Linked DNA regions of Homo sapiens: regions 1, 2, 3, 4, 6 and 7 are each linked to region 5. A link is a contact called in ENCODE Hi-C or POLR2A ChIA-PET data. All regions are on one chromosome and are shown on one strand. The core of a region is the stretch at or near the end of the contact, and the rest is flanking DNA. Distances in the headings are between cores, read along the strand shown. Region 1 holds the start of SRXN1 (sulfiredoxin 1). Region 2 holds the start of ITPA (inosine triphosphatase). Region 3 holds the start of ADISSP (adipose secreted signaling protein). Region 4 holds the start of FAM110A (family with sequence similarity 110 member A). Region 5 holds the start of STK35 (serine/threonine kinase 35). Region 6 holds the start of CSNK2A1 (casein kinase 2 alpha 1). Region 7 holds the start of DNAAF9 (dynein axonemal assembly factor 9).

The links. Hi-C counts contacts between places; a loop is a spot of excess contacts on that map. ChIA-PET counts read pairs that join two places held with the same protein, here RNA polymerase II (POLR2A). Pooled maps may share reads with other maps.
Region 1: a loop to region 5 is called in a pooled map, with 17 times the contacts of the local background. The contact joins the promoter of SRXN1 here to the promoter of STK35 in region 5. A Hi-C loop is called at or near these places in 2 of 37 single-sample maps with no recorded cell type and 10 of 50 pooled maps.
Region 2: a pooled map shows a loop between it and region 5 (6-fold over the local background). The contact joins the promoter of ITPA here to the promoter of STK35 in region 5. A Hi-C loop is called at or near these places in 1 of 37 single-sample maps with no recorded cell type and 8 of 50 pooled maps. POLR2A ChIA-PET finds 5 or more read pairs at or near these places in 1 of 52 experiments (HEK293).
Region 3: a loop to region 5 is called in a map of CD8-positive, alpha-beta T cell, with 24 times the contacts of the local background. The contact joins the promoter of ADISSP here to the promoter of STK35 in region 5. A Hi-C loop is called at or near these places in 1 of 168 maps with a recorded cell type or tissue (CD8-positive, alpha-beta T cell), 2 of 37 single-sample maps with no recorded cell type and 6 of 50 pooled maps.
Region 4: a map of B cell shows a loop between it and region 5 (19-fold over the local background). The contact joins the promoter of FAM110A here to the promoter of STK35 in region 5. A Hi-C loop is called at or near these places in 8 of 168 maps with a recorded cell type or tissue (B cell, CD4-positive, alpha-beta T cell, CD8-positive, alpha-beta T cell and 3 more), 9 of 37 single-sample maps with no recorded cell type and 19 of 50 pooled maps. POLR2A ChIA-PET finds 5 or more read pairs at or near these places in 4 of 52 experiments (CD4-positive, alpha-beta T cell, Panc1, activated CD4-positive, alpha-beta T cell and 1 more).
Region 6: a loop to region 5 is called in a map of CD8-positive, alpha-beta T cell, with 17 times the contacts of the local background. The contact joins the promoter of CSNK2A1 here to the promoter of STK35 in region 5. A Hi-C loop is called at or near these places in 3 of 168 maps with a recorded cell type or tissue (CD8-positive, alpha-beta T cell, ascending aorta and naive thymus-derived CD4-positive, alpha-beta T cell), 4 of 37 single-sample maps with no recorded cell type and 17 of 50 pooled maps.
Region 7: a map of gastrocnemius medialis shows a loop between it and region 5 (10-fold over the local background). The contact joins the promoter of DNAAF9 here to the promoter of STK35 in region 5. A Hi-C loop is called at or near these places in 2 of 168 maps with a recorded cell type or tissue (gastrocnemius medialis and naive thymus-derived CD4-positive, alpha-beta T cell) and 10 of 50 pooled maps.

Annotation. Positions count from the first base shown.
Region 1 is chr20:651,222-654,639 of GRCh38, forward strand. SRXN1 (sulfiredoxin 1) reads right to left here and starts at 1,979. Exons shown (of 2, transcript NM_080725.3): 1 at 1,755-1,979. The coding sequence starts at 1,964. It overlaps LOC107985423 (a long non-coding RNA gene), which reads left to right and starts at 1,732. Exons shown (of 2, transcript XR_001754452.2): 1 at 1,732-2,253; 2 at 2,568-3,418. RefSeq lists a silencer at 1,857-2,416.
Region 2 is chr20:3,206,921-3,210,806 of GRCh38, forward strand. ITPA (inosine triphosphatase) reads left to right here and starts at 2,578. Exons shown (of 8, transcript NM_033453.4): 1 at 2,578-2,697. The coding sequence starts at 2,632. RefSeq lists enhancers at 2,173-2,821, 2,704-2,773.
Region 3 is chr20:3,765,961-3,769,703 of GRCh38, forward strand. ADISSP (adipose secreted signaling protein) reads right to left here and starts at 1,793. Exons shown (of 6, transcript NM_001258429.2): 1 at 1,703-1,793. RefSeq lists enhancers at 938-1,702, 1,830-2,416, 3,078-3,127 and a silencer at 1,688-1,927.
Region 4 is chr20:831,428-835,198 of GRCh38, forward strand. It overlaps FAM110A (family with sequence similarity 110 member A), which reads left to right and starts at 2,288. Exons shown (of 2, transcript NM_001042353.3): 1 at 2,288-2,524. RefSeq lists a silencer at 2,539-2,688.
Region 5 is chr20:2,100,480-2,104,076 of GRCh38, forward strand. It overlaps STK35 (serine/threonine kinase 35), which reads left to right and starts at 1,348. Exons shown (of 4, transcript NM_080836.4): 1 at 1,348-1,696; 2 at 2,289-2,886. The coding sequence starts at 1,403. RefSeq lists silencers at 1,234-1,423, 1,524-1,813, 1,824-1,873, 2,164-2,693, 2,714-2,763 and an enhancer at 2,109-3,077.
Region 6 is chr20:541,343-545,089 of GRCh38, forward strand. CSNK2A1 (casein kinase 2 alpha 1) reads right to left here and starts at 2,448. Exons shown (of 14, transcript NM_177559.3): 1 at 2,330-2,448. RefSeq lists enhancers at 768-1,461, 2,155-2,848, 2,334-2,483, 2,504-2,583, 2,694-2,743 and 1 more and a silencer at 1,954-2,013.
Region 7 is chr20:3,406,238-3,410,142 of GRCh38, forward strand. It overlaps DNAAF9 (dynein axonemal assembly factor 9), which reads right to left and starts at 1,432. Exons shown (of 37, transcript NM_001009984.3): 1 at 1,238-1,432. The coding sequence starts at 1,320. RefSeq lists silencers at 1,096-1,175, 1,236-1,475, 1,516-1,765 and enhancers at 1,756-1,955, 2,332-2,833.

The DNA.
Region 1 (3,418 bases), core at 729-3,228, 1.4 Mb before region 5:
TAGCCCAGTAAGACCCATTTTGGACTTCTGACCATAAATAAACCTGTGTTGTTTTAAGCCATCAACTTTGTGGTAACTTACAGTGGCCCCAGAAAACTAATACAGGTGTATGTAAGCAAAGGCAGAGCTGGTTCTGGCCCTCAGAGCCTACGGTTCTAGCACGGAAGGCAGGTGTCTAGACAGGACGTTAAAAGCCAGTGGGCTGTAATCCCAGCACTTTGGGAGGCCGAGGTGGGCAGATCGCTTGAGGTCTGGAGTTTCAGACCAGCCTGGCCAACAGGGTGAAACCCCATCTCTACTAAAAATACAAAAATTAGCCAGGCGTGGTGGTGGGCGCCTGTAATCCCAGCTACTTGGGAGGCTGAGGCAGGAGAATGGCTTGAACCCGGGAGGCGGAGGTTGCAGTGAGCCAAGATCGTGCCACTGCACTCCAGCCAGGGTGACAGACCCAGACAACGTCTTAAAAAAAAAAAAAAAAAGCCAGTGAGATCAGAGCTATGCAGGTGGGCACACAGGTGGCTGCAGGCCCACAGAAGCTCCTAACCCGGTAGGGATGGTCAGGGAAGATCCTGACACTGAGACAGGAAGACCGAGAAAGAGTGAGAAACGACAAGGCAGAGATAGAAGAGGTTCTCAACGGGAGAAAAAGCCCAGTGGTGGGACAGGGCATGCATGGCAGATCCCTTCCCATCTCAGCCAGGCGCCGTGCTACTATTGTGGCAACAGATAAGATGGGACGAGGTCCTCGCCCTTGTGGAGTGCACGTGAGGTCAGGAAGACAGAAAATAAAATGCAACACAAATAGATGTATAATATAATTTCTGGTGGACATAAGTGGTATCCTGAAAAACATCTCGGGCTAAGGGGAGAGCTAGAGAGGCCAGTGACTCTGACCAAGGGTGATCAAGGAGGCAGAGAGCTGAACCAGGCAGGGGAGCAGGCCCTGTGGTTGTCTGGGGAAGTGGCTCCAGGCAGTGAGGACACTAGTGTAAATACTAGGACTGAAAGTTATCGGGGGTGGCTGTAGAGGTGCTGGGTGGGGCTTAGGGATCTCATGTGCTCACCTTCCAAGGGTCGGGGGAAGGGGACACAACGTTATGTAGGCCTAACCTGACACCTGTTCTTGCGGGGCCCCCAAGTTCCTGCCAGAATCACTCCGGTATTCTTAACACCCTTCCTCAGTGGTGGAGCTGACCCTTGACCTCTCCCACTTCCCATTCAGACAAGGGCCTCCCAGCAGATATGACACACCTAGTCCCACTGTCACTGACTGTCACAGCCATGAGAGCCCACGGCTTATCTCCGGGTAGTGCGGTGGCCATGTGCTGGGCAGTGGGGCCCAGGCTGCCTGGGTGTGAATTCCAGCCGTGTCACTTTTTAAGCGCCTGATCTTAGTCAAGCCGCTGAAATCTTCCCTGCCTCAGTTCTCGTCTGCAAAAGAGCCACTATCTACCTCCTAGGGTTGGCATAGGAAACTGAGGGACTTCCTGCAGTTCCTGGACCACTGCAAGCACTAGCGTTATAAGCGTTATCATCACTACTTTAATTATCTCGCCCAATTCCCTCCTTGCTCAAGTGAGGAAACAGAGGCCCAGAGAGGCCCAGCTACTTGCTCAAGGTCACACAGCAGAGGCTGAGCTCCGGCTGGGCCCGGAACCAGTCCGTCTCGCGTCCATCGCAGCGACCTCCCTCCTCCGGCAACCTCCCTCCTCCGAAGCCCTCCCTCCGGTTGGCTGGACTCCCCGAGGCCTCACCCGGATCGTGTCCACGAGGCTCTGCACCTTGGCGGGGTCCAACACGGACGGCAGCGGCCGGATGAGCACGCTCAGCGGCACGTTGTGCACCGCGGCGATGCGGCCCGAGTGGATGCTGCCGCCCTGCGCGCCGCCGCTCGGCCCGGGCCCCTCGGGCGCCCCCCGACCCGCGCCGGCCCTGCCCAGCGTTCCTCCTGCACGCAGCCCCATCGTCGCCGCCGCCGCGGGACTCGCCGCCTCCCCCCGGCCTTAACTCCGGCCGGGCCATACCATTCCGCGCGGCCGGGGGGGGGGGCCCGTGCCAGGGCAGCGCGCGTTTCTCCCCCGACCCCGCCGCGGTCCGGCCTCGACCCCGCGGTCCCCAGCCCGACTCCGGCTCCGCTCGCCAGGTGCCGCCAGACTCGCGCGGGGCTCAGGCTCTCCACCGGGGGGCGCCTCTCGCCTCCCCTGCGCCGCGCGGCGTCCGGGGAGTGGAAACGCCCGGGCGGGCTGACTCAGGGTGAGTTTGCAGGTCGCGGGGCGGGAGGGGCGCGGGTGACGCACCGGCCGGGCCGACTTAGGCCGCGGGGGCGGGGGCGGGGGAGAGCGCGGCGGACCTGCCCAGCCAGGGTGAGTCGGCAAAGCCCGCGGTGCGCTGCTGCCCCGCTGCTGGGGTTCCTAGCCAGCGAGGTTATGATCCCCACCAGCGGTTCCACTTCCAGTCTGGCGCCGGCTGTGTCTGGAGTCGTTCCGAACATTTTGCACGTGTATTAACGTATCTGAACCTCAAAACAACCCTGCAAGGAAGGTATGACTGTTATTCCCATTTTACAGAAGAGGAGACTGAGACACAGGTTTAAGTGATGTACCCAAGATCACGGAACTAGTAAGTGGCCGAATCCGCGTTCAAATCCAGACGGTCTGGCTCCAGAGTCCGCCTTCTACCCCACCGTTGGCTGCCTTGGTTCAGCAACAGTGACTGTCACACGGAGCCCTCAGGAGTCGCGCTGACAATGGGTGGGCCCTGCCTTCAAGTTCCACACTGTCTGTTTGTGTCATTACAACACTACTGGAAGTAGGTGCAGTTATAGACCCGCTGTTCAAGGTCAGCTGAAATGAAAGTCAGGTCACACGAGTCCAAACTGTGGGGCCACTTAACCACCAACTCCAAGCAGGAAGGTGGACGATCCCAGACTCGGTCGAAGACAAGCATGTCTGGTTTGCTTGTCTTCCTTCTCAACCTGAATGGCACGAACATGGAGAAATGCATACTTACCCTGCCAGCTGGAGAAAACTGGAGACGAAGGAGGGAGCCAGGAGTTTCTACTTTGCCTTCCACCAGTTGCTGACACTTTCTGAACCCCGTCTGTAAAATGAAGTCATGCTGCCCATCACTCAAAGTTGTGTGAATTGAGAGAGTGCTCATAGTGCTCTGTGAATTGCATAACATCCATTTTGCTGTTGAAGATCATTTATTTTGGGTTCTTAGTCTCTCACAAAACCTTAGAACACTGACACCAAGACTCCAGCCTTTCCCTTTCGAAACATAATTCCCGTGCGCACCTAAATGATACTTTATTTCAAGAAGTAGAACTGACACCCACACCTCAGCCCCAGAATTATTCAGAATTAGAGAATTTCATCAAGAGGGAAGTTATCCCTTCTAAAACATCTTCCTCATTACA
Region 2 (3,886 bases), core at 1,328-3,827, 1.1 Mb after region 5:
GGAGAACTGCTCGAACCCAATATGCAGAGGTTGCAGTGAGCCGGGACCACACCACTGTACTTCAGCCTGGGCAACAGAGCAAGACTCCATCTCAAAAAAAATAAATAAATAAAAGAATGAAAAAGAAAGTTATCTATGGACTTGTAATTATAGATGTCAGTTGTGATCTTTTTGTTTGTTGGTTTTTTGAGACAGGGTCTCACTCACATCACCCAGGCTAGAGTACAGTGGCACTCTTGGCTCACTGCAGCCTCGACTTCCCAGGCTCAGGTGATCCTCCCACCTCAGCCTCCTAAACAGCTGTGACTACAGGTGTGTGCCCCCAAGCCCAACTAATTTTTTGTATTTTTTGTAGAGACTGGGTTTCACCATGTTGTCTAGGCTTGTCTTGAACTCCTGGGATCAAGTGATCCACTGTGCCCAAGCTAGTTATCTTACATTACAGAACACCTACTATGTACCAGGAGCTGGGATTTAAGAATGAGAGGTGAGGCTGGGCACCGTGGCTCAAGCCTGTAATCTCAGCACTTTGGGAGGCTGAGGTGGAGGGATCTCCTGAGGTCAGGAGTTTGAGACCAGCCTGGTCAATATGGTGAAACCCCACCTCTACTAAAAGTACAAAAATTCACTGGGTGTGGTGGTGCATGTCTGTAATCCCAGCTACTCAGGAGGCTGAGGCAGGAGAATCCCTTGAACCCGGGAGTCGGAGGTTGAAGTGAGCCGAGATCGTGCCACTGCACTCAAGCCTGGGCGACAAGAGCAAGACTCCATCTCAAAACAACAACAACAACAACAACAAAACACAGTGGCTGATGCCTGTAATCCCAGCACTTAGGGAGGCCGAGGTGGGCATATCACGACGTCAGGAGTTCGAGACCAGCCTGGCCAACATGGTGAAACCCCGTCTCTACTAAAAATGCAGAAATTAGCTGGGCGTCGTGGGGGGTGCTTGTAGTCCCAGCTACTCAGGAGGCTGAGGCAGGAGAATCGCTTCAACCCAGGAGACAGAGGTTGCAGTGAGCCAAGATCATGCCATTGCACTCCAGGCCAGGTGACTAGAGCAAGACTCCGTCTCAAAAAAAAAAAAAAAAAAGAAAAAGAGAGGTGAGCAAAAACAGATATGGTTTTTACCATTAGGATTTTTAGAAGAGAAAACAGAATCACACAAATGAATATCTATTTGCAGTGCAGAGGTCAGTGCTATGCAAGCAGATGAAAGGGAGCTCAGGGAAGGTTTTCCTGAGCTGGGGCTTGAGCTGGCTAAGATCCAAGAAAGGCATCCATGTAAGGTGGGCTGTTTTTCTTCTTTTCAGGCTCCTCGGGGTAACTGATGTCCCCCAAGCCCTCCTCTGCCCCCAAATCCCCATGGCCACTCCTCTAGGGACTCTGCATAATGGTTAGTGTTTCTACTTCAATAAAAGAAAACAGGTCACCACCCAAAGCAGTGGTTCCCACACATTTTTTTTCTTTTTCAGACGCAGTTTTGCTCTTGTTGCCCAGGCTGGAGTCCGATGGCACGATCTCCGCTCACTGCAACCCCCACCTCCCGAATTCAGGCGATTCTCCTGAATCCTGAATTCTCTGAACTGGGATTACAGGCATGCACCACCATGCCCAGCTAATTTTGTACTTTTTGGTAGAGATGGGGTTTCTCCATGTTGGTCAGGCTGGTTTCAAACTCCTGACCTCGGGTGATCCACTCGCCTCAGCCTCCCAAAGTGCTGGGATTACAGGCGTGAGCCACCGGGCTTTCCCACACTTTGATGAGCATCAGAATGGCCTGAGGAGCTTGGTAAGAACTCAGACTCCCTCCCTTTCTTGTCCATGGGCAGAAGTGGCCATTCAAGAGGTACTGACACAGGGGTCCAGGCGGGGGGCAGAGGGCTGAGTCTCTGGAGGAGGGAGGTCAGATGACTTGCTGCAAAGAGAGTATCAGCAGAGGTTCAGCAGACCCACCTTTGAGAGGGCACTTCCTACTTTCTGTTGTGTTTGGAATGCAAAGATCTGGCTGAAACGGTGGCCACGGAGAAGGGGTGATAGATTTGAGAGGCTGGAGGGATGAGGAAGTGAGGAACTCTACATACTGAGCTCTCAAGCCTAGGAGTGAAAACGGGTGAGAAGTTTGGGCTTGTTTTAGGCTATGCCGAGTTTAAGTTCACAGTCGAGTGGATCATAGCTGGCGGGTAAGGCTGAAGGTGAGATCAGGATGAGGGTTTGGAAGCCCTTGCCTAGAAGGAGGCAGTTTTTTGAGACAGCATAGGAGAGCGCAAACCTCCAGGGTCACAGGGCTGCAGTCTTCTCCTTTCGGAGACCCCATTGCAGAGAAGAGCGAAAGCAGGGGCGGGGTGGGGGTGGGAGTGGTCTCTTCCGGTTCTTGAAGATAGCGTCCCTTAGGCAGGAGGGGTGGGTCACTCAGTCTCCAGGCTCGGGAGGCCCCCAGCAAATCGGACGCTGTGGGCTAGGCCGCCACCGCGAGCCCACTCGCCCGATACGCGCCTTGGGGTCCGGGTCGGCTTTCCCCGGGACCCCTGGCCGGAAACTGAGCCGTTCACTTCCGCCACCAGCCGGAAGTTTTCTGTCACTGGACGCCAAGGAGTTTTCGGTGGCTCAGCTGGGTAACCGGGGATCACCATGGCGGCCTCATTGGTGGGGAAGAAGATCGTGTTTGTAACGGGGAACGCCAAGAAGCTGGAGGAGGTGCCGGGAGGGTGTTGGGGGCTAACTGGGAGGCGGCTGGGAATAGGGCGGAGAAGGGGCTTCCGGGAGGAGGGAAGCACGTGGGAGGAGGCATGGAGAGAGAACAGAATTCAGCCCGGAAGAATGGGTCCTGACCCGGCTGTGTGGAAAAGCTGGGGCGCAAGAAGGGAGTGGCTGCAGAATCGGGGCGCCCCGGGGTTGGCGAGGGAACGAGGGTCTCGACAGATCCCGACACAGGGCTTGTGTGGTCAGCGACTGCGGGACCCGGAGGAGTAGCGGGGCTCTTAACAACCGCCCCGAAGGTCACCTATTGAAGTAGACCCCAACCCAGTGTCCCGACACTCTTCTGGGACTTATCCACATCCCGCTGCTGGGCCAGGGCTAGCAGGACCCAGAGAGGGCGTGGGACGGAGTTCCACACTGAGCAGTCCGTGCCTCACCACCGTCCTGAAATGTTCTAACCTCTTTTCGCGTGTGTGAAATGGGGATGATGCAGGACATTTGCTTCACAGCGCTATAGAGAGGAGGAGTAAAGGAGGCAGTGGATCTAAAGTTTCTGTTTGCAGGGACTTTGTGGCTAGCAAGTAACAGAAACACACAGGGAGCTCATGTAAGCCACCAGATGACTCCTGTGGGAATATAGTGTTATCGTGTCCCACAGGACCTGAAGTTCTCTCAAGAAGCTGACTTGTCCTTGTTCTCTCTGGATGCTGATCCCTATTCCTGTTCATATCTTTCCCCTTTCTTCCCTGCTGGGGGATGGAACAATGAGGCTTCTACCAGATATCAGCTCCGACTGGCTTTGCTTGAATCAAGAGTTTGCCCCTGTTCAATCAGCCATAGCCATGGAGTGGGGGTCATGTGTGGGGGATCAGGATGACACCCACTGGATATGTCTGAGGCAGACCAGTGGGGTGTAATCACTAGGGACACCTACATTTGCCTGTAGTGTAGGGAGGGACTGATGTCACTTTGGTGCCAGGACTGAGTGGCCTTCTCAGGAACCAGAGCCTTTTGCCGAAAAAAGGTTTGGGATCCTGAGGCCAGACCAGTCAGGCAGTCCACCCTGAACAGAGCCCATGCAGGACAGTGGGCATGAGACCCCAAACCTCTGGCTGAGAATATTGCCCTCACTTAAAGAAGGAGCTGGAACCCGAGTGCAGTGCCTCACGCCTGTAATCCCAGCACT
Region 3 (3,743 bases), core at 543-3,042, 1.7 Mb after region 5:
GGAAGAGGAGCTACACCCATTCACCTCTGGTCAGCATGCTCCCAACGTCTGAGACCTCATTTCTCATTCCTTCTTCAGTCCCCATTCTCATTGTGGTTCGAGGTCTTTCTCTCTGAGCCAGGAACTCCGCAACCTTCCACCCTCCCTACCTCTTCCTCTCCTACCCCAGCCTGGGGCTCAGTCCTGGCTCAAGCACTCAGTCCAGCAGAAGCACTGTGTAGCCTCCCATTAAAGCTCACGCCTGTGAAAAGAACAGCCATTGAGGCCTTGAGATGGGGCCACACTGACCCGCTGACTCTCAGGACTGGACACAGCAGAGGCCACACATACTCAGAACAAAGCCTGGAAAGGCAAGGCTGGAGGTCAGTAGTTGTGGCAGCTTCACATCAACTCAGCTTTAATGTGATTTAATTTCCTTCTCCCTCCAGTGGGCCAAAGGTGCAAAGATAAGTATGGCTGTTCTCTCTCCTTCTAACAGTGAGGTGCTGGGGGTGGGGGTGGGGGAATATGGAGAAGGGACCCTCACCACCCACACCTTCCTGCCTCCCCAACAAGTGCTGCCCTCCTCTGCCCAGCATTCTCCCCACTTTGCCCTCAGCTAGTGGGTGCTTAGCCTCCAGATAGCATGCCCCACCTAGGCCCTGCCCTGGGCCTGTGATCCAGAGGTCCCAAGAAGCAGAGGCCAGGCTGGATCCAGGGGGTCAGCCAAGGTGAGGGTGGGAGCACACAGGATTATCTCCCAGGGACAGGGCTGCTGCCTCGTAGCTCAGGATGGATAGAATGTGGGGGGATATCCAGCTACATTTTCCCTCCACAAAAGACCAGAATGGGAGAGGGATGGGGTGCTGCCCCGACTTTCTTCAACTCCCCGGAGCAGAAAAATGCCCTACCTCCACTTTCCAGTGCCAAGATTCAAGAAGAAAGGCAAGCGGAGACTTCCCTTTCTCAGTCCCTGCTTACTAATGGAAACACGGGTCCAGAACCTAAATCCAGTCCCTCCTCCTTCATACCACCGGGAGGGAGGTGCAGCCCAAGCCCCCGAGGCCCCAAGGGTCCAGGTGTAGGACCCTTTATCCTCTCCGGCAGCCATCCCTGTGGGTGTGGCACCCCCGCCACACCCCATTCTTGTCATCTCAGGGGGAGGGGGGAAATGTAATCGGACATCCCCCCCATCCAATCCATCCTGAGCTGCGAGGCGGCGGCTCTGTCCCTCGGAGATAATCCTGTGCACTCCCCACCTTCACTCACCTCGGCTGACGCAGGAGTCTCCGGAGCCCGCACTCCCAGACATCACTGCCCTCCTTCCTGAGGGTGCTGAGGCTCGGAGGCTCAGAGATGCTACTGGTCCAAGGTCATGCAGCGAGGCAGCGGCAATGAACAGGGTCGTGGGGAGGAGGGGGCGCTGACCCCATTACGCCCCCGCCCTCACTACCGCACTCATGCCCCCGGACAATCGCTTCGCGGAAAACACCCCAGCTGCACCAGCTAACGGTCACTGCGCCCCGGGAACCTGACATCACTCTAGTTCAGGTGCTGGGGAGTCCTCCAGGCCCGGCCCCGACAGCGGAGCCCCCCACCCCAGCCCTGCCATCACGGCCGCTGGGGTCCCAGGCACTGACTGCTCAGGACAGGGCCGGGACCGGGAGGGGACCTCGGCGAACGGGAAGGAACCGGGAGGCAGGGAGCAGAGGGGTGGCCTCACCTTGCGGGGTGCACCCCGGGGCCGGGGAGGGCAGGGACGACCACTGCAGCGGCGGCGGCTGCAGGAGCTCAACGCCGAGCACGAGGAAGGGAGCCCCGCGCCGCGGCCGCCCTCCCGTCGGCACGCCCCCGCCTCCGCCCATTGGTTGATCTGGGAGGGTGGGGCGAGGGACGCTCCGGACCAATGAGCGGGCTCCAAAGAACGGCCAACTGGCGAGGGCCGCCTACGTCACGTGCCAGGGTCGCCGAGGCAGCGCCCTGCTAGTCCGCGCCTGCCGGGCGAGCTCTCGCGAGGAAGACGGGCAGGCGGCCCAACTAGGCCAGGGGCCAGAACCGACCACTCGAAGAGGGAGAAGGAGGGCCTCGGATAGGCCCCGCCCCCGCTCCTTCTTCCGCCTGGGGGATAGCGCCTCTAGCCTTGAACCTTGCTTAGGACGCACCTCCCTTGGGCCCTTCGCTCTCGGGAGGGCTGTCGGGCGCGTCTCGGGGCTGGGTGGAGCTCCCGAAGGTGGCCTTTCTCCCTGGGCTTCCACGCCGGCTTCGGCCATCGATACGGGCCGTGTTGGTCTCGTTCAGGAGCTGAGGAACCCTCCATCACTCCTGTTTCGACCCCAGGGTTTGGACCTCTTCCCCTTCCACCCCATCCCCTGTCTCGAAAGAAGCAACCCCCGTGCGGGCCCGAGACGCGTCCCGGGTGCCTGGCCCGGCCTGGAGAAGCATCAGAACAAAGAAGGCACGCGGGCTGGGGGCTGGGAGAGCCTGTGACGCGCCCCCGGGGACCGCAGCCTCTGCTCCCGGTCTCCATGGAGGCGGTCGCCATGGCAGCGAGATGCGCCTCGCTCAGCACCGCGGGGTGGGATGTGGGCGCCTGCAATGAGCCGAGGAGCGAGAGGCGTGGCCCTCCGGTCTGCGGGGGTTCTTGCCGGTGCTCTCCGCCCGCCGGTTCGCGAACACCCCACCTATACTTCGCCCGTGGGGACGGATTCCCCAAAGTGCCCTCAGTAAGCCGTCCGGAGCACGCAGCGCCTTGCTTCCAACGGAACTAGAGAGACGGCCTGGGCGGCCGAAGGCCAGCCTCCCTTCAGCAGGGCCGGGGTCGCTGCCTTAAAGGAGCCCTCAAGTCTGCCACCCTGTGGCCCATAACCTGTCTGCTGATCTCCAGTCTGCACACTGTTGGCAAATTAATCTTTCTGAGCTCTTGTTTTCATCGCGTCCCTCTCCTGCTCCAAAGCCCTCTGGGACTGCCTCCAGTAGCGCTTCACAAACTTCAGCAGCACTTTGGGTGACTCATGTGCCCTCGCGTTTGAGAGACAGCGCTTACATTGAGAGCTTTTCACATTCTGATCTCAGCCCATCCACTCCTGCCCACTCTACCCACTCCCACCACACTACCTTTAGACCTTGTCTTGAAAGTCTAAAGTTGGCAGACGGTGGGCCCAAAGTGGCCCGTAGGTGTATTTTGTTTAGCTCACATGGGGCTTTTTAAAAGAAGTCCTTCCCCCTCCTGCCTCCTCCGCCTCTTTCTGGAATCAGGAATCTGGTTTCGTGGCTTTTGAAATATCAGAAGATCTGACAACATGGGCTCACTTTCCAGCCTGGCATTACAAGCCCCTTTAAGAGCACATAAATTTACCATAGTCCCCGCTAATCCCTGTTTCTCACGGTTAGTTACCTTCTGGGTCTGTGCAGACATTTGTGATCCCCTCCCCCTCATTATCCCACCTTCCAACCTGGAAGGCCCTCCCCGCTCTCTTCTCATAGCCAAAATTCAAGCCCTCTTCAACCAAGATAAGTTTTGCCTATTTATTTATTTATTTATTTTTGAGACAGAGTCTCACTCTGTCGCCCAGGCTTGAGTTCAGTGGTGCCATCTCGGCTGACTACAGCCTCCACCCCCTCCCCCGCCGGGTTCAAGCCATTCTCCTGCCTCAGCCTCCCAAGTAGCTGGGATTCTAGGTGCGCGCCACCACACCCAGGGCTAATTTTTGTATTTTTAGTGGAGACAGGGTTTCACCATGTTGGTCAGGTGGGTCTCAAACTCC
Region 4 (3,771 bases), core at 1,038-3,537, 1.3 Mb before region 5:
ATTCTGGATCCAGACCGACCTTAGTTTTCTCATCTATATAATGGGAATAATAGCAGGATCTCTCGCCTTAGATAGTCATGAAGTCCAATGAGATGATGTGTATAAAGCCCTAACACAATGTAGCAGAGGGCACAGGGCCAGGATTGATATTTAGCTGGTCCTCACGGATACAGCAGACTCCCTGTTTATGACAGTGGTTGGCTCTGATTTGGTTGGTGTCCATGCCAGAGTGTACAATCATTATTAGCTATTGATATATTATTAGCTCCCTCCCCTGCCCACCCAGGGGTTTACGCAGTAAGTTCTCAATTATTGGCAATCCAAACAAAGAATAAAAGACACCAGCTGGAATGAAACAGAGAAGCTGGTTCCAAATTGAGCAATTCAGACTGACTGCTATAAAATTTCCTCACCTTAAAGGCCCTTAGAGTTAATTCATTCTAATCCCCCTAAAAATATACTTTTTTGACATGTTCAAGTATTGGAAATTTGGAAAATTCACAAAAACACAAAGAAGAAATTAACTGCTGTGATTATAGATGATTATACACATATACATATGTATTTAATACATATTTATGCTGTACATAGTGTTTTGAAGCATACTGTACTTCAAAAAAATTTGGGAGGGGTGCATTGGCTTATGCCTGTAATCCTAGAAATTCAGGAGGCCAAAGCAGGAGGATCACTTGAGGCCAGGAGTTCTAGACTGGCCTGGGGCAACATAGCGAGACCCGTAGCTTGACATGGTGATGCGGGCCTGTAGTCTTAGTTACTCTGGAGGCTGAGGTGTGAGGATTGCTTCAACCTAGGTTACAGTGAGCTATGATTGCACCACTGCACTCCACCCTGGGCAACAGAGCTAGACCCTGTCTCTAAAAAACATAAATAAACCAATGTTTAATACTTAGCATTTCCCCCTATCTTTAAATATCTTCTAGCTACTTCACTTTTATTTTTATCTTTTTGAGATGATCTCTTGCCCAGGTTGGGGTGCAGTGGCATGATCTCAGCTTACTGCATCCCCCACATCCCAGGTTCAATCTATTCTCCTGCCTCAGCCTCCTGAGTAGCTGGGATTACAGGCATGTGGCACCACGCCTGGCTAATTTTTGTATTTTTAGTAGAGACGAGGTTTCACCACGTTGGCCAGGCTGGTCTTGAACTCCTGACTTCAGGTGATCTGGTCGCCTCAGCCTCCCAAAGTGCTGGGATTACAGGTGTGAGCCACTGCTCCTGGTAGCTACTTCACTTTTAATGGCTGCATAATATTCCTCATCAGAAAGTGGGAAAAATTAGGCTAGGTGGCGTGGCTCATGCCTGTAATCCTAGTACTTTGGGAGGCTGAGTTGGTAGAATTGCTAGAGCTCAGGAGTTTAAGATCAGTCTGGGCAACATGGCAAAACCCCATCCCTACAAAAAATACAGAAAATACCGGGTGTGGTGGTGCACACCTGTAGTCCCAGCTACTTGGGAGGCTGAGGTGGGAAGATTGCTTGACCCCAGGAGATTGAGGCTGCTGTGAGCTGAGATCCTGCCACTGCACTCCAGCCTGGGCGACAGAGTGAGACTCCATCTCAAAAAAAAAAAAAAAAAAAGAAAAGAAAAAGATAAAGAAATAAATAAAGTGTTAATAATTAAAAGTACTTTTAGAGGGTTATGTCATAAGCCTTGACAAGACTTGTTCTGTAAAGCTACCCGGCATGCAAAAAGCTCAATTAAGTTAGCTCCTCCACAGGATGGAATTATATAACCAATCCCTTTCAAGAGGCATTGAAGTTGTTTCCATTATTTTGCTATGATGAATAAGGCTGAGCAATATTAATCTTTGCTCATATCTTTGGTCATTTCCTTTGTAAATTTCGGGACTGCTGGGTATGCACATTTTAAAATTAACTCACTCATCATCATGCAGTTAGGAGAACAGAGAAAGGAAGGGGCTTGCACCGGGTCACATAGGGAGTTAGCGTCAAAGTCAGGACTAGGAACCAGCCAGGGCCCTCTAACTGGAGCTCTTCCAGCTGGGGTCCTAGAGGAAGTCCCAGCTGGCCGCGGGAGGGAGGAGGAGGAAGGGAAAGAACCAGGCGCCGGGGCTGAAGCGGCGGCAGGAAGAAGGTGGGGCCGGCTGGGAGGAGCGGGCGGAGCTGCTGAGCAGCGCCTCTCCTTCGGGCGGGGGAAGCTAAGCGGTCGCCTGGCAACCCTGGCGGCGCGCCGTTCGAACGGAAGCGAGGAACCAATCAGGAAGTCCGGGGCGAACCATTCTGGTGTGAAGGGGGGCGGCGTGCTCACTTCCCCTTCCACGGCGCCCCAGGGACTTTCCCTGCGGTGGGGGCCTTCGACAGTGAGGGCCACCCGCTCAGCTCGACCGCGGAGGGCAGCTCCAAAGGGGACCCCAAAGGTGCCCACGCGGGGCTGGGGCCTCCTGGGCGTCGTTGGGAGCGGCCACTACCGGCCCGGGTCCGAGCTGTCAGCCTCTCCAAAGCCTGCGCGAGAGGAGCCGGGACACGCCTAGCGCGGGCTCCAGGTGAGGGCGCGGGTGGGTCCGGGTGCGACCCCGGGTCTGGGGGCCCCGTTCCCCGAGCGTCTGCTGTCTGCTTTCTCCCCGCGTCGTACCTGCGTGTCATTTCACAGATGAGGACTCTGAGGCTCAGAGAGGCAAGTGTCCCGGCCCGGCGAGCTCTGGCGGAGAATCCAGTTCAAGTCTTTCTGCCCCACCTCGCAGCCCCCTAGTCTAGTCACATCTGGACTTGCCTTGAGAGGCCCAGACGGGCAACTGGTAGTCATTTTCCCAGCGTTTTATCGGCAGGGACCTGTAGACCCCTGGCTGGATCACATATCCCCGCGCCCCACACTGTCCTCGGGATACCCCCTTTGGGCGTCTGTCTTTCCTTCTCCGCAGTCCGGGGTTGGACTCGGCTCATTTGGCGCCTTTCTGTCTACGGGGACAGAGGACCACTCTTTGGGGATCGGACGGGACTGACATTTCTGGGCTGGATGCAGGGGCAGCAGATTCTCCAGCCCCCAGAGCCGCTGCTGGCCTCTTGGGAATCATCCCCAGTTTGGGGAAGGGAATAGAGCCAGTCCCTAAACCAAAGCCACTAGTCACCAGAGACTTTGGAATTGGGAGTGGGGCCGGAATCCCCCCAGGTGGAGCAGCTGACCTAGGCCAGACCCTGCTGTGTCTCCTGGGGACACCCCCTGCCCCCTAGGTTGCTATTGTCAGTCTCCTTTTGTAGGTGGGGAAACGGAGGTTCTAAGAAGTTAAGCCCCTTTTCGAAGTCACAGTCAGACAATGCAGTGGTTAGCTCCTAGTCCCTCTGGCTTCAATCTTAGAATCCTTGACACACAGAATCATGCATTTTGAGAGTCTTCAATCTCTTCATAAGGGAGTTACATATCCTCTCTCCTCTGGAGCCTGCCCCTGGCTTTGGGGGACAGGATCTCCGAGGACTCAGAAAGAAAACAAGGCTTTCTTTTATTCTTTCAACAAATATTATTTATTGACTTCATAAGCCCTGCTCTGGTTCTTGCATGTTTTGGTTTTTTTACTTATTAGCAAATGTATCATCTTCTCCCACTGTGATGCAAGGCAGGGGCTGAGGCAATTGAGCCAGTGCAAAATTTAGGGATGCCCAAAACCTCAGTAATCAAGACTGAAACTAACGTTCATGGACCATTTGTGTGTTCTGCAGGCAGGAGGTTAACTCACACAGCCTTCATGAAGTGCAGTCCTCCCATCTCTCTCTCTCTCTCTCTCTCTCTCTCTCTCTC
Region 5 (3,597 bases), core at 98-2,597:
GGGACCATTAGCAAAATTTAAATATGGATGGAGTGTATTAAATAAAACAATTGTATCATTGTTAAAATTCCTGATTTTTGACCACTGTACTGAGATTATGCCAGATAATGTCTTTTTTTTAAGGAAACACACACATATATTTAGGATAAAGGAGTTTGATGTTGGAAACTCTAAAATGATGTAGTAAAAAAGAATATATACATTATATATGTGTGTGTGTGAATATCTATATACCGTATACTGATTTCCTTTCTTTTGGGGTATATACCATATAGATATCCACACACAATATGTATTTGTGTGTATATATACACATACACGAGAGGATATGGATATGCAGCAAAATATAACAATTTGTTATTCTAGTGGAAAAGTATATGATCTTTACGATTCTTGAAATTTATGTGTAAATTTGAAATTTAATCACAAAAAAGTTAAGAGGTTTTCAGCGACCAAATACATTATAAGAAATGGCCTGTATCCAGTGAGCACTCTTTAGCTCATTCTTTTTCTCCATCACACTTACCACTGGCAAAAATTATCCTGTGCATTTATTTAATAATACTTAACATTGTGTGCAAGGCTGTCCTAAGTGCTTTACCTGTATAACCTCTGTGGATCTTCTTACAGGTAAGGAACAAATACACAAGAAGGTTGACTAACTTGCCCAAGGCCACCCATGTGGTTTGTCTCCTGCAGTGGCACAGAACCTCAACCAAGGCAGAAACTGCCTTGTCTATTGCTCTTTCCCCAGCGACTTGGAATGGTGCCTAGCACATTACGGGTGTTCAATAAACATCTGTAGATTCAGTTAACAAACACTGGGCACCCACTAGGCCTACACTGGAATACAAAATACAGAACAAAATATTCAAAAATCTGTGCCTAAATGGGAGCTTTGGGTACTAACAGCCCCACACCCAATTAGCCTCCATCTAGGTATTTCATTTGGGTCTATCATTCCTGGGAATTAAAGCCCATTCTATCCATTTTGCAGAGGATCATTAGATAAACGGATGCTCAGGGTGGGTCAATGATTTGCACAAGATCACTGGGCTGGTAGAAGGGAAGGTCGGGATTCCAACCCAGTCCCTGAGGTTCCCAGGACAGAGCTATGAATCAAACGACCAAGACAATCACCCAGTCAGTATTTATTAGGCGCCTACTGCGGACGGTTGGTCTTCACGCAGATCAGGCGAGAAGGGATAGTGATGCGCGGGCCGCTGCGGAGACCCGGAGCCCGCCGCGGATCACGGGAATTTCGCGCCTATTTTTTGTTGGCTGGGTGTTCTCGCCAGTGATTGGGTCCCGGCAAGGCGTGCCGGTGCGCTCGGCTGCGGCTGCTCCGTCGACCTTTGCAGGACCGGGCGGTGCAGGGCTCACTCGGCTGGCGTCCCGGGGGATGGGCCACCAGGAGTCTCCGCTGGCCCGGGCGCCGGCGGGAGGTGCAGCTTATGTAAAGAGGTTATGTAAAGGGCTCAGCTGGCGCGAACACGTGGAAAGCCACGGGAGCCTAGGAGCCCAGGCTTCCCCAGCGAGCGCCGCGGCAGCAGAAGGATCCGCTACACGCCGGGCTCGGGCCGCCACCTCCCGCGCTGCTCGGTCCCGGAGGCAGCCCGGGCCCGGAGCGGACCATCCCCAGGCAGGGGCTCCAGGGGGGAAACGGGCCGCCCGGAAGTGGAGGTGCGCGGGCCAGGTAAGGGCGCCGTTGGAGGACTGAAGGCCAGCGCCGAGGCTGGAGTTACTGCCACTGCCTCCGCGCTTGGGAAGGGAAATCGGGTCCTCGGCCAGTCGCACTCCGAGAAGCCGAACTTTTCAGCCAATCCCTTCTACCCGTCGCCCTCGGGGACTTGGGTCGGTCCGCTGGGCTCCGCTAGGGCTTAATTCAATGGACTGTTTACACCCGGGCGAACACAAGGCGGGGCGCGGGGAGGAGCGTCACAGAGGGGGCCAAGCAAAGAAAAATATTTCCGCCGGCCAAATCGCGTCTCTAAGCGGTTTTCAGAAGGCGTGAAGCTTGCTGGCTCTTCTTTTTCCTATCGCTACATGACAAGCTAACAGAGAGAGCGGAGAGTTTGTGCTTTTCTTTCCGGTTCCCCCTCTGAGCTGCTGCCCAGTGGTTCGGTCTTTCCCGCTTTCCCCTCCCCTCCCCCGTTCAATCAGCGGCGGTGGCTTCCGTCTTAAAGGGGCCGCGGCGGCCGGGGGAGGAGGAGGTGGGACGCCCCGCGGCCTACGCTCCTGGCCTCCCCGCCTTGGCCTGGCCGTTTAACCGATTCTTTCGCCCGCAGGTCACAATCCAAGGTCCGGCTCCTCCGCGTCCCAGGGCCGGACGGAGGGATGAGGCAGGGGGGGCCCGGGCAGCGCCGTTGCTGCTCCCCCCGCCGCCCGCAGCCATGGAAACGGGGAAGGACGGCGCCCGCAGAGGTACACAAAGCCCGGAGCGGAAAAGGCGAAGCCCAGTGCCGCGGGCGCCCAGCACGAAGCTGAGGCCGGCGGCGGCGGCCCGGGCCATGGATCCGGTGGCGGCCGAGGCCCCGGGCGAGGCCTTCCTGGCGCGGCGACGGCCTGAGGGCGGTGGCGGGTCCGCGCGGCCGCGTTACAGCCTGTTGGCGGAGATCGGGCGCGGCAGCTACGGCGTGGTTTATGAGGCAGTGGCCGGGCGCAGCGGGGCCCGGGTGGCGGTCAAGAAGATCCGCTGCGACGCCCCCGAGAACGTGGAGCTGGCGCTGGCTGAATTCTGGGCCCTCACCAGCCTCAAGCGGCGCCACCAGAACGTCGTGCAGTTTGAGGAGTGCGTCCTGCAGCGCAATGGGTTAGCCCAGCGCATGAGTCACGGCAACAAGAGCTCGCAGCTTTACCTGCGCCTGGTGGAGACCTCGCTGAAAGGTAGGAGCACCGCGGGCCTTTCCACCCACGCAGGGCCTGGACCCCCTGCTCTCCGGACGGCTTGGCCCACACTGTTCCTGGCCTTCCTAGGCCTCAGACCTGGTCCCTGTCACCCTGTGCCCTGACACACCCTCCTTTCCTGGGCCCAGGCATTCGGCCCTCTCTTCTCAGGTCCTAAGATCAGTCCCTGGGCCTAAAGTTGGCTGGTGTTTCCATAACAAGAGCTCGTTTAAGTGCTAACCATTAACTTAATAAGTGCTCAAGAATTGCGAGCTATGGTTATTAAACGTCTTCTATTTTTAAGATCGGTTGGGGGAGTGGAGGAGGGGTCGGGTTCAGTTAGTAGCAGAACTGCGGAGCCTCCTCACCCCCGAGGGCCTCTCTCTTTCCCTCCCAAAACAAACAAAAAGAAAAAACTTGACTGGACCCACCCACACCCTCTCCCTGTCTGGTTCCAAGTTTCCTGACACCCTCCAGCTCCAACCCCCAAACTCCTGTGGCTTCCTCGTCTGCCTTTTCCTCTGAGGCCCCCGGCCCTTCATCCCAGGCAGCCGAGCAAACTGACTGTCTTCTGGCTTGGTCCTCTGAGGGGTGCAGGCTGACAACCCTCACAGGTGGCCTGAGAGCTGTCACATAACAAAGCATCCGGCATCTTTTCCCTCCGTTTTACATTCTTAATCTTTTTCTTAACCTCAGAGGCTGGCTGGGAAG
Region 6 (3,747 bases), core at 1,198-3,697, 1.6 Mb before region 5:
CCTTGGGAAGAGGGAGATGTAATTCTGCCTACTACAAATCCAAGTCCTATGGAAGGGTTTAAACTCACTTCCTAAAGAAAATCATCCCTTTCTTTAACAGAGTGTGAAGTAAAGATGTATATATTTTACTTATGTGAAGTAAAGTATATATACATACATACATATGTCTTTACTTATGTGACACAAAGATGTATGTTCAGAGATAGAGACAATAGTAAAAACAAGGACTCACTCTGGATGAGTGAGTAGGAAAAGGACGCGCAGTATGGAAAAGGAGTTGCCACCTGTTTCATCCTCAAATTGCAAGGCACTTCACCCATAACTACTTAGAAACTAACCCATGCTCCTCCTTAAATGTGTATTTCTCTTCTCTGTATTCCACAAAGGAGTACATAACTAGGCTTTTTTTTATTTTTAAAGAAAAGTCACCTCACGGGGACCTAACTGTATAATCAGTTGATTAATCAATCTAAGCAAATTTCCAATCTTGCATTCTTTCTTCAAGTCATACACCCTCCCGCAATAGCAAACCAAAGCCAAGTATTTCAAAGTCACAGAAGGACAAAAACATGCCCTGCTAAGACTGCAGGTGAACTTTTGAGAATACCACGGAGGAGAACTAGTATTGGTACTGGACTTTCAGCCCCAGGTCCACCAAGCCAGTAAAGCCAAATGACTTACAACAAAACCCTACAACAACTACAAAGATACTACTCTAAAGCCCTGTCTACAGTCAAATTCTTGACTATAAATTTTACTTAGAACAGAAGAGCCCCAAATATACCAGCTAGTCCCTTTACAGTGACAGGTAAAAGCTACTTACTACACTTACTACCTGCCAGACACTGTAGTAAGCACTTGACACAAATTGTCTTATTTACTCTTCTCCGTAAACTCACAAGCTAGAAAATACCATCATCCCCCTTTTACAGACGGGAAAACTGAGGCTTAGAGAGTTTAGGTCACACAGCTAAGTAGCAATGGCCCTGATATTTGAGAACCTAGGCAGTCTGGTTTTTAACCACTGGGCCTACACTGCACTCCTCAGATGGAATGAAGTCTCCAATTCTTGGAAAAATCTTCCCTTCTTAGTTTTCTTTTTTCTTTTTGAGGCGGAGTCTCGCTCTGTCGCCCAGGCTGGAGTGCAGTGGCGGATCTCAGCTCACTGCCACCTCCGCCTCCCAGGTTCAAGCGATTCTCCTGCCTTAGCCTCCCGAGTAGCTGGGATTACAGGCGCGCGCCACCAAGCCCGGCTGATATTTGCATTTTTAGTACAGACGGGGTTTCACCGTGTTGGTCAGGCTGGTCTCGAACTCCTGACCTCGTGATCCACCCGCCTCGGCCTCCCAGAGTGCTGGGATTACAGGCGTGAGCCACACGCCCGGCCTCTCTTCTTAGTTTTCATTTCCTCTCCCCATGTCCCATTCTCGTAGAATTAAACAGCTGAAAAGTAATCAAGTCTTCCCAAATAATTTGCCACCTTCTTTTCAAAACTCTTTCCTCCACACAAAGCAATAGCCAAGATGCAACTTCTCCTGACCCTGACTCTGCTTCCCCAAAACAAACTACAGAAGCTCCACCCATCACCTGCTTAATCTAGCAATGTTCCAACACTGCAAAAAACACACAACGAAAAACAAAATTGAAAAGTCCTACTCTTTCAAAAGGTCACCAACATATGTATACCCTTAGCCAAGCTTTCTCTCCATACCTCTTTTTCTATCCAGGCTCCTAACTAGTCCTTAACTCCAACTCCAGACGTTCTGCCCCACGTCTTGGTCCCTTCCCCCTTTCGCCCCAGCAACCCCGCCTGGGGTTCTCTCCACCTCGCACCCACTCTGCAGGTGGGAAGCTCAGCCCCGCCCAGAGGGACCCTAAGAAGGCCCCTACTCCAGCTGCCCAGTTTCGCGGGAGGGTTCACTGCACACTACCCAGCAGGCACCACTCCCTCCGCACCCTCCCCCAGCACCCCCCTGCGGCCCCACCCCTCAAGTTCCCTTCCCCCTCTGACGACCCCCTCCTCCAAGTTGTCCCCTAGTCCCCACCCAGTTCAGTCCTCTCCTCTGCAATAAGCTGGACTCCGGCAGCCGGTTCCCACCCTCACATCGGCCTCTGCCCCCAAACCTCGCCCTCCGCCCTGAGGGGTGGCCCCTGGGCCTCCCCGATGGGCTGCAGGGGCCTCGCTTGGTTTATGTGTGAAGGTGGGGGCAGGGGAAGGCGACGGGCCGCTCAGGAGTCTGCTGGAAGCGTGAGGGTCGGCCGCGCTCCGCTGCCCTATCCTGGGCCCACCCCACCCGCCAACGACCTCGCCTGGCTGCTCCCTAGGTACCTGTGGTGGAAGCGGCAGCGGCGGCGGCCGCTCTCCCCTCTGCTCACACAGACAATATGGCGGCGATGGAGGAGGAGACACACGGCTCGGCCGCCAGCCGCAGGGACCAGAGCGAGGCTGCAGCCGCTGCTGCCGGAAGCGGAAACCCCCTCCTACCAGGAGGCGGGGCGAGACAGCTTCCGACTCCGCCCCCAGAGGAATCTCTCTGAATGCGGCCATGCTGGGATGTCCTATTGTAACCTTAGGGATTCAGTTCTGGCCTAGGGTGCAAAATGGAAGGAATCCCCAACGCAAAGCAGAATAAGGAGACTTGCAATAGTTAAGCGCATTTTATTTCAATAGTGTTAACAAGTGACAACAGAGAGAACACGAACCTCCCATTAGGTGAACAGTTGGTTTGACCCAAGTTAAGATGGCGGTACCCAGGTTTCCCACACTTCACCCAGCTGGCCCCCCTTTCTTGAAAAGAACCATGCGCGACCTGCAGAGCTGTAGAGCCAAGCATTCTGGGAGCTGAAGTCTCTTTTGCTCTGACCCCTCGTTTTAAATTAGGGTTTCAGCAACACTTTCTATTCAAACTTGGAGTTCGGAAGAAGTGAATGAAAGTTGGACCCTAGGAAGGGCATGGCGCAGGAGTCTGAGAAGTGAGGATACTAGCTCTCAAGAGACCAAGGCCCAATTCCTTCCTCCTACAGGAGTCCTGCCAAGAGCTGTGCGTCCAAAATACAGTGTTTTTTTTTCCTTCTATCTGCCTCCCACCCCTGCTCTCCTTGCCCGAGCTACCTCCCCAAAACAGCCACAAAGCACTTTCTACCATGCAGAGCTCATCATGGTCTCCCTATGGTCAAAAATCTCCCATGGACCTCTTTATGCACCAAAGATAGCCCAAACTCTTCACTTGACATTCAGAGTCCTCCATAATTTGGCCAAACCCTCCTTTCCAGCCTCCTATTCTGCCACTCTCTTCTCAAATTCCGGAAGATTCCACCCACAAGACTGCAAACAATTCCTGGAACTTAGCTGTGTTGCCTCCCTCCCTTTACACTGGCAGTTACTTCTCTTACTGTCACCTCATGGACTGGATAATTTCTGTATGCCGATTGAACTAATTCAGGGATCCTTTCCTCTAGGGGTCTCCTCTCTGTTTAACTCCCTCCAACCCAGACACTATCAGTCAGTAACCTGAGGACCTCAGTCTGTCTCCTCCATCAGACTGGGAGCCCCCAGTGGACAGGGCTCCATCTGATGATCAACCTCTCCTTTGCAGGCCCTGATAAAAGCTGAAGCGTCTAAGAGTTGCTGAAAGGAGTTCAAGTATTAGTCTCACCTCTGGTGGGACAGAGGTGTGAGCACTGGAACGAGGGTGAGGAGGCCAGGTTCTTTCAGTACCAACCATTATCCCTAACTGTCTCAGAATA
Region 7 (3,905 bases), core at 182-2,681, 1.3 Mb after region 5:
AAACAAACAACCCCAAAAATCAGATCAGCAAGCAAAGTTAAAACATATGCCTTAAGTACCATAACAAGAATATAAGAAAACTGTTTTAACATGTAGATTGGCAACCTCCTTTCAAGGGAACAATATATTTGCTTTGCTATGTGGCTAGAATAAGAAAAAGCAAACAACAACAAAACCCTCTCCTGTTTTAATGACAGTTTAGCAGTACCAAAGCTCATCGCTCGCATTCCCCCTCTCCCTCTCCTTCTCAAAGGTCTCTGCTGCAACCCCTCCATCATTCCAACCTCCACACTGCGCCGGCGCCCCACACCAGCTCCATCACAAACAATGCCCAGACCAACAAGATCAGCACCAAACGCATAGGGCACAGAAATCGGAAACGGATCTTCCTATATCTAAAGGGGGCGGGGAACGCTCCCCACGATCACCCCCTCCCCATACTGAGGTAGCTTGGGACTGTGTCTCTACGGTAAGGGGCCTGGCGTCCGCCGCTTTCGGAGGTTCTAGGCCTCTTTCCCCTATTTATCCAGTTTTTCCTCCTGCGTCCCTAATACCTCTACTTCCTCCCAACCCGAGCTCCCTATTGTGGAGTGAGGGGGCGTCGCGATGCAGGCTGAGGCAGGGGGAGCTGGGGAAACGCGCGACAGGGGAGATGCTGTCATTATGTACGTAGGGGGCGGGGGACACTCTTTAAGGAAGCCGTTGTCAAGGGCAAAGGCTCTAGAGACCCACGGGAGGGGGCTTTCTAGGTAATCCATTTGGGGGTTCTACACGAGGGAGCTATTGTGTGTGTGGAGGTGTGAGGTCTGTAGAGTAGCAGTTTCTGAGGGAAACATTCCCTGGGGAAGGCGAGTGAGTTATTCATAGGGAAGCCTCTGTGGGGTTCTGTGTAGAAGAATCCTTCCTGGGAGAAACGTTCTATGGGGGTGAGGACGTCATAACAGTGTCTTCACAGGGAATCGCTGTCCCTAGGGAAGCCATTGTGGGGAAACCGTTGCAGGGTTGTCTGTGGGGGAGCCATTGTGGGGAAACCGTTGCGGGGTTGTCCAAAGGGGAGCCATTGTGGGGCCTCTACAGAGGGCGCCGTTCCTGGGAAAAATTCCTCCCTGAGCCGTTCAGCAAAGAACCGTCCCGAGGAAGCCATGTCGGACCACGCCCTGCGGCGGGAGGCGTCGCCGGACCCCGACAGCCCGCATCCCCCGCCCGGCCGCCCCTCGGCTGCCTCTGCCCCGCGTACCTGACGGAGGGTGACCCGCGGCTGGAGCCGCCAGGGGACCGAGCGCGGGGCAGCCCCTGCCGGCGCGGGGGGTACACGTCCATGGCGGCGGACGACTGGCGGCGGAGGAGGACGGTGCAGCTGCGAGGGTCTCAGTTGCCCGCAGGGCGGCTCCACGCTAGCTGCGGCCGGGCGGGGCGGCAGGGCGTGCCGGGTGGGAGGGGGCGCGGCGCGCGGGCCCGGCGGGGGCGGGGGCGGGGGCGTGGAGGGGGCGCGCGCACCGAGAGCGGATGGGGGCGTTGGGAGCGGCTGGAGTTGGGGGTCGGCGCACGGCCACAGGGACCCCACTTCTTAAGCTGCGAGGCCGCCGGACCGGATGTTGGGAGCGCGTGTCCGCAGGGTGAGGGTTGCCACAGCGCCGCCCGGCCTCGTCCTCAAGCCCGGCATCATAGAGCGGGGCTCTGCGCGGCGCCCCCCGGCCACGCACACGGACGCGCCCGGGGGCGGAGCCTCTCCCAGCCCGGCCCCGCCCCTCCGCCTCTGCCCGCCCCGCCCCGCCCGACCAGCCCCGGCCTCCAGCGAAGTCTTCCGCTCCGGCGTCAGGATCCAGCGCACCTCCCCAGTACCCAGCGCACCTCCCCAGTACCCGGCTCGCTTCCCTGTTCTCCGGAACGGTGTCTTCCCGCTTCCTGGTCATCAATTCCGCACCCACCCTTCAAACATCCAATAGATTCCTAGCCGGCCTCGGGTTAGCGCAGCAGTGCGCACCCAGCCCTGCGCAGGGCATGAGCGTTAGAGGCGCACAGGATCCCAGAAGACCCCTAACCTTTACTGTTAAGATCCTAGCTCTACCGGTTTCTGCAGGGACATGTACAAGAAACTTGGGAAATACTGCACTGATAGTTGCCAGGAGTCCTGTATATACAGGACGTATTTAATGATTATTGGCCTGCGTCCTTCGTTGACCTCGTCGGAATGCCTTAAATGTCCTGTATTCATCTTTTTACACTAAATTGCAATAATTAGAGCTATTTTTCTCCCACAGTAATTGGTGCTAGATCACTTAAATTACAACACTGGCTGAAAATCCTTCCTACACTAATGAAGATTTGGACAATCCCTATGGTGTCTCCTTCAGGTTTGGCTGAGGGAAGACCAGAAGGGAGTAGGAATTTAAAGTGCTCGTCTTTCATATTCAAGAAAGGAAAATACTTTTTTAGCTCAAGTCCGGAGTCGTGAACAAATAACCACCATTATTTAGAGATAACTTCTCGTCGGTGCAGCAGCTCTGAAAATCAGCCAATCAGCGATAGCCTCACTCCGGTAACTATGCTTCTTAGTAAATCAATGACAACCCCACGCTTCTGAAAGTCAGCCAATCAGTGACCGCTCTAAGCCTCCGACAATAGCCAATCAACAAGTGCCTGACACCAGCGACCAGGCTTCCGAAAGTCAGTGGGTACTCAGCTGCCGCACTCCACTTCTGATTCGGAAAGACAGCCAATCCCTGAAGGCGAATATTTCCAAAACCATTTTTTTTTCTTTCCCAGACTGAGTCTCATTCTGTCGCCCAGGCTGGAGTGCAGTGGCGCGATCTCGGCTCACTGCAACCTCTGCCTCCCGGTTCAAGCGATTCTCCTACCTCAGCCTACCGAGTAGCTGGGATTACAGGCTCCCGCCACCACGCCTGGCTCATTTTTGTATTTTTAGTAGAGACGGGTTTTGCCATGTTGGCCAGACTGGTCTCAAACTCCTGACCTCAGTTGATCCGCCTGCCTTGGCCTCCCAAAGTGCTGGGATTACAGGCCTGAGCCATCGCGCCCGGCCTTTTTTTTCTTTTTCTCCTTTTTTTTTGGAGACAGAGTCGCACTCTGTTGCTCAGGCTGGAGTGCAGTGGCGTGATCTCAGATCACTGCAACCTCTGCCTCCTGGTTCAAGCGATTCTTGTGCCTCAGCTTCCCAAGTAGCTGGGATTACAGGCCTGTGCCACCAAGCCTGGCTAATTTTTTGTATTTTTAGTAGAGACAGAGTTTCGCCATGTTGGCCAGGCTGGTCTTGAACTCCTGGCCTCAAGTGAATCGCCAGCCTTGGCCTCCCAAAGTGCTGGTATTACAGGCGTGAGCCGCGCCCGGCCTTCAAAACCTTTTATAAGATCAGCTCTGGCTTTGTTCAGAGAGGCTGTACCTTACAAGTACCGCTCTCCCTTGCAAGCAGAGAAGAAATTCACTTTTTTTTTGCATCAGATATTGAGTTCAATTTATTGTTTTGTCCGAGTTCAAAGTTCACAGCTCAAGATTCAATTCCCAGTTACTATTTGGTATGAGTTTGGACTTATGACAGACGCTATGACACCGTCATGAGATTTATCAAATACAACTCTTTCAATTCTTTCTATGCTTGCAGTGATCAATTTTTTAGCTCAAGTCCAGAGTCATGAACAAGTAACCACCATTATTTAGAGATAACTTCCCATCGGTGCAAAAGCTCTGAAAATCAGCTCTAAAAACAATTCAACGGGGCTACACGTGGTGGTGCACGCCTGCAGTCCCAGCAATTTGGGAGACTAAGACAAGTGGATTTCTTGAGCCCAAGAGTTTGAGACCAGCCTGGGCAACGTGGCAAAACCTCATCTCTCTGTCTCTCTCTCTCTATATATATATAGTTTATTTATAAAAATATATATTTATAT